2 separate regions of the Homo sapiens genome follow, and region 2 is linked to region 1. Evidence: chromatin loops called from intact Hi-C (ENCODE). Cell type or tissue: PC-9. All regions are shown on one strand. Each heading gives the region's core, and the rest is flanking DNA. Links, peaks and the distances in the headings are about the cores only.

Region 1 (2,811 bases), core at 89-2,588:
TGCTTGAGCCCGGTAGGTGGAGGCTGCAGTGAGCAGAGATAGGCCACTGCAGACTCTGTCTCAGAAAAGAAAAATGCCATCCATGTATTATTGAGCCATATGAAACTGACATTTTTGTTTTTGTTTTCTTTTTGATTTCTCAGAAGATGAAACTGACATTTTTATGTCAACAATGACCAAATATCAGCAATTTCATATGGGTTAATCTAATATACAGATTCCTTTGCAATAAGTATTAAAACACTCACTTTTCTCCCCTCATTCTGGGAAAAAGGATGGCTAGCCTGGGAGCTTCTTGAGATCATAGACCCCCTCTTTTTCAAACATTTTTAGGGTTCTTCTAAAACTTCTTTTTAAACTAGTGATATTAGATACATAAACAATGACACCCTAAGAGGGTGTCCCTCCGAAGCAGTCCCTGAGACAGGATTCAAGTACGGGTAGTTTGGGGAGGTGATCCCAGGAAATGTTTATAAGGGCATGGAGAAGTGAGCTGGTGAAGGCAAGGCAGCCAGTATACAGGGATTACTACTTAGCAAATTCCAATTGTTGGCAAGAGGAGCTTACCCCACTGGGGAGCTCTGGGAGCCAGTGTAGAGCATTGCTGGTCTTTCCACCTGAGGAGCCAGGGAGCTGGAGGGAGCTGGAGCAGTCATTGCTGCAAGGTGCTGGCATGGGCAGGCAGGCATCAGTTCTTCAACACTTCCAGCTTGCCCTGGGGCAGACAGGTTCCAGCAACCAGAGGAAGCCTCCCAGACAAAGAGGTTCAAATGCTGGTAGTTCTGGGTGGGCAGCCAGTATTACAATAGTAAGGCCCTAGAAGACTTGAGCGCAGCTCCAACCATGAATGCTGCAGGATAATTGATGGTTTTGCTGAGACCTGGCAAGTCACAGGCACTCAATAAATATTTTTTGAATAAATGAATAACCTGAAAATTCTCTGATAAAAAAAAGTTGCATTCAACTTTCACTGTCATTAAAAAAAAAAAAAAAAAAAAAAACAACCTTGTGTCCTTATTCGTACCCCTCACAGGCCCATGTGAAAATTTTCCAAGGATATACACATAGGAGCAGAATGTGTCCAGCTGTCTAACTTTTGTAAGTCTGAGGACGTATATAGATCCTGGCACAGAGTAGTTCCTTAACGTTAATCAAAAGTGAACCTTTGTCAACATCATAAATAGCACAAATACACTTGACAAGATCAGAAAATACCATAAATATGGTTATATCCAGTTAGCAGAAATCAAAACCAAAGCTCACAGACGGACAAAAACGATTCCTTGGAGTGGGTTAACTCTGCAGAGACAGAGCAGGAGGAGAAAGAACCACAATAGCCCTGTCCTTAACAGCCAGTTCCTGGGACTTGGTCCAAAGGTACCAAAGTGGTAATTCCAGTTTGGGCACTAATTCCCACTGGACCTTAAGCAGGTCAGTTCATTCCAGTCAGCAAAATAGAGAGACTAATAAGGGCCTCTCCTCAAGGGCAATAAGGAATAAAGTTTGGAAAGCACTTTAAAATGAAAGCTCCTGTTACAGTTTGCAGAGAGGGAGGCATTCAGAAATACAGCCTATAGGCTTAGCATGGACAAAAAAGGTCAGCATATCCCAGTCTGCGTGCTGATCTAATTAAACCCTGGGCAGCCCTCGCCACTGGCCAAATTCAGATTTCTGTCTCTCCATATAATGTCTAGAAACTACAGATGGATATGAAAGAATCTAAGTTTCCTTCTGCTGAGAAATTAAAATGCAACTCTTTTGAGTCTCTCTCTGTGTACGTCCATATGTATGTGCACGTAGGAGTTGTACTGTATCACCATCCCTCACTTTATAAAAATCTTTGGATTTTTCCTATACTTCAAACACACTCAGGGAAGCAGATAGCATTGTGTTCACCATGGTAATAATAAGCACTAATAAAACATAAAGGTGATTGCAACTCTAGTATAATCCCCTCGCCAGAGGCATCAGTCTCTTTAAACTTATGTGAGAGGCCAGTGCTTTCTGGAAAATATGCATTTATGTTTTTCTTGTTATGCAACTCCACAGCCTTGCCTTGTTATTTTGTTTTGTCTGCTCCAGAAACATTTAATGGATTACTTGAGACTTCTCCTTTTCACTTTTACTTTTCTTTTGAATTTTACTTGTTAAATTCTGGGATTCCTAGCACTCTAGTGATTGCTCTGCAGGACAGACTTCCGGGACTTTCTACTCCAGGTGAAAACTGTATCTTTCACATTTGCACATAGAGAAGCTTGCCAAAACTATCCTCTAGAGAGAAGAAATTTAAGTCATATGTCATTTATTCCAAGGAACATATTCTATATGTTGCCAGTGGAATGATTTGTCTTTTTCCAGGGATAAAAACTAACCCAAAGGCATTCTGGCTTTATTTAAATCATTCACAAAAGGAGACATTTATTATGGTTGCTATAGTTCTGCACTATTGAGCAAAGTGCCTTGATGTTTATATGCCTGTGGGTCTAGTCCTACTATGAGCTTCCAGAAGGAACTGACCAAGTATAAGAATACTAGTAATATGAGAGTGCCTTATTACATTAGCTGTCTCCAAAATAAGGTTAAATTTGCAAAACATTCAAATGAAATGGCTATCACCTGGTTGTACCATGAGTTATTGAGTCTTAGTGGAAGATCACTAATTTATGACACTAAATTTTTCAGTACAGATGTGAACATTTTTCTGTATTTTAAAAAATCCTTTTTCCTGACAGAGCAGCAAAACCAATTTATTCATTCAACAAAAATATTTTAGGAAATTAGTTTGTGCCAGACAGGGAACTTTAGCATAAA
Region 2 (2,811 bases), core at 276-2,775, 140 kb after region 1:
CAACTTGAATTGTATATCCCAGAATTCCCACATGTTGTGGGAAAGACCCAAGGGGAAGTAATTGAATCATGGGGGCTGATCTTTCCCGTGCTATTCTCCTGATAGTGAATAAGTCTCGTGAGATCTGACGGGTTTATCAGGACCTTCTGCTTTTGCTCCTTTCTCATTTTTCTCTTGCCACCACCATGTAAGAAGTGCCTTCCTCCTCCCGCCATGATCCTGAGGCCTCCCCAGCCATGTGGAACTGTAAGTCCAATTAAACCTCTTTTTGTTCCCAGTTTCTCATATGTCTTTATCAGCAGCATGGAAAGGGATTAATACAGATGCTGTGTTTAAAATTCAACCTGACACATCATATTTTCCTAAGAATCAAGATGGAATTGCATTAGCCAGAGGTGAATGTGAAGATTACTGTGGATTCAGCGAGGGGCGGAAGTGTAGAAATGAGAATGACTCCAGAGTCAGACAGACTGGGAAAAGATGATGACTGCCATTCACTAACTGAGGCCTCAGGTTAGGCACTTACCTTCTCTGAGCATCAATTTGCTCATCCACAAAGCGGTAGTAAAGGATCTCAAAAGAATGCTGTGAAGATTAGATGTATATTGCATGCAAGTTCCCTAGCAAAGAGTTAGGGCTCAATTAATGCCACTTTCTCCCCCTTTAAACTTATTCAGTTCTCAAGATGATCTCTGTGCCCACTTGCCTGGAGGAATTTTTTGGGCCCACTGGAGCAGGAGCTGGTATTAAGAGCATCTTTCGGTACTGCAGAGAAGGAAATTCTCACGGCTTAAACTTGGAGTGAGAGAGCTCGAAGAGGAGGCAGGAATCTTGGGAAAAGAAGAAAGGGGTGGTGAGACAAGAGGCAGTTTCTAGCATCATGGGGAGGGGAAGAGGAGATCATAACAAGGCATTGTGATGGGGAAGAAAGAGCTGGAGGAAAAGAAGGGAGCAGGCAGAGTGAGGCAACCAACCAAAGCAGGGAAAGCAAATGACTGTCACCACGCGGGCCACCATCTCTACACGGTGGGGGAAGCCAAGCACCTCCTCAGACTCAGCTCACAAGAAGGTGACACTGCAGGGGAAGGCTCTGGGCAGCCCTCATCAGGGTCCAGGGCCCCCAGCCAAGAAGAAGGAGCCTCTATGAAGTCCATTCCCATGGCTAGGCTGCTGAACCCCTAGTGTGGAGACATATGGGGCAAAAGAGAGTGTCAAATGAAATAGGGAACCCAACTATCAGGCCTGGCTGTCATGTGGGTCTAAACTCCAACTACTTTTAATATAAGGACACAGATTTAAGTAAAAAATGGACATACCTCCTGCATGATAGTACTTACACTTACAGCCACATGGCACACAAAAACTGCTTAGTGCAAATGGAGATATTTGAGGACTCATTTCCATTATATCACCACTCCGCAGGGATCCACAGCCATGGGATTCAGAGCAACTCCAGGAGGGAGAATGAAAACCCCAAAATTTTTCAAGGGGCTCTCTTTTCCAGGTTTACAAAGGGAGAATTGGGGTCCTTGTGCCAATTCTTCCAAGGGAAAGGACCACCTCCTCCCTTCTCCTTCTGTGCTCCAGAGCAGTAGAATCTGACCCTCCTAATTACATTCTTGCCTCACTTGGATTTATTCCCATTTATTCCCCACCCCCATTCCCCCCTTTGCCAAATTCTTCTTCCTGACGAGTCAGGGATTAAAAATGCTTGGCATCCTTGCTGAATAAATAGTATTTGTCCACAGTGACACTGGTCAGTGGCAAACTGCCTTTGTTCTGTGATGAGAAGCATGAGCACACAACTTGCGAGTTGTCTATCCAGGACTCTGGTCCTATATGGGCATCAAACTCATGCCCTTGGCCTTGTTTATGTCCTGTTCCAGCTAGCTAGGCTGGCTTGCACAGAAGGAAGGAGTGAAGGTAGAGGGAGAAAGGGAGAGAAGGGGTGGGGGGGGGAAACTTGTGCTGGTTTCATACAAATCTTCTCCAGTTTAATCATACCTGTGATGTAGACAGAATTAGTCCCATTTTATAGATCCAGAGAAATTCAGTCAGTTGCCAGATTTGCAGGGGTTAGAAAAGCTAGAATTTGAACTCTCCTATTCTGAGTGGGAGCCTGTCATTCTTTGTGCCACATCAAGCCACTGATGGAAGTGAGCAGGCAGTTGACTGAAATTGATTGCCATTCTGCCAGCCTCCAAGCCTTAGGAAATGGCCTGCCTCAGATAGAATGGAAGTTGCAGTGGGCATCAGACAGCACTTTCCTCTTTCCCCTCGGCCTCTGGCGTCAGGCTGCCCCAGAGGGAGATCTGTTGTGTTTTCAGCAGCTCTGGAAGAGACATTTCTCCTGGAGTGGTGGACACAGCAGTGTCCTGTTATTCCCCTGCAAGTCCCACTGGGGTGTGGCAGCCATAGCAGGAATTGCTTACTTCCCTTAGCAGCCCCGATCATCGCATGTGCTCACATTAGCTCAGGAAACTCTGCCATATGGGCTTCTTACGTCTCCTGCCTTCCACAGCTTCAGGCACCTCTTCAAATGCTTTTTAATTCAGCTGGCGTTGTGGCTCACAACTGTAATCCCAGCACTTTGGGAGGCTGAGGTGGGCAGATTGCTTGAGCCCAGGAATTTGAGACTAGCCTGGGCAACATGGTGAAACCCTGTCTCTAGAAAAAATACAAAAATTAGCTGGGCATGGTGGTGCACGCCTGTGGTCCAAGCTACTCAGGAGGCTGAGGTGGGAGGATCACCTGAGCCCAGGAGGTTGAGCCATGATGGTGCCACTGCACTCCAGCCTGAGCAACAGAGTG

The links. Hi-C counts contacts between places; a loop is a spot of excess contacts. Peaks named below come from ENCODE experiments on the same cell type or tissue, not always from the same donor. Only the 100,000 strongest peaks of a DNase experiment are listed, where the experiment ranks them.
Region 2: a loop joins it to region 1, with 5 times the contacts of the local background. A loop is called at or near these places in 5 of 110 quality-filtered maps.

The regions. Positions count from the first base shown.
Region 1 is chr5:56,420,840-56,423,650 of GRCh38, reverse strand. No RefSeq gene overlaps it. Among named protein-coding and RNA genes, the nearest start is that of LINC01948, 60 kb to the left of the region's middle. In PC-9, for the core only: no CTCF peak of the experiment used is centred there; a DNase peak (open chromatin) is centred at 1,390; H3K27ac peaks cover 1,020 bases.
Region 2 is chr5:56,279,069-56,281,879 of GRCh38, reverse strand. No RefSeq gene overlaps it. Among named protein-coding and RNA genes, the nearest start is that of ANKRD55, 47 kb to the right of the region's middle. RefSeq lists an enhancer at 1,803-2,406. In PC-9, for the core only: no CTCF peak of the experiment used is centred there; a DNase peak (open chromatin) is centred at 1,739; H3K27ac peaks cover 439 bases.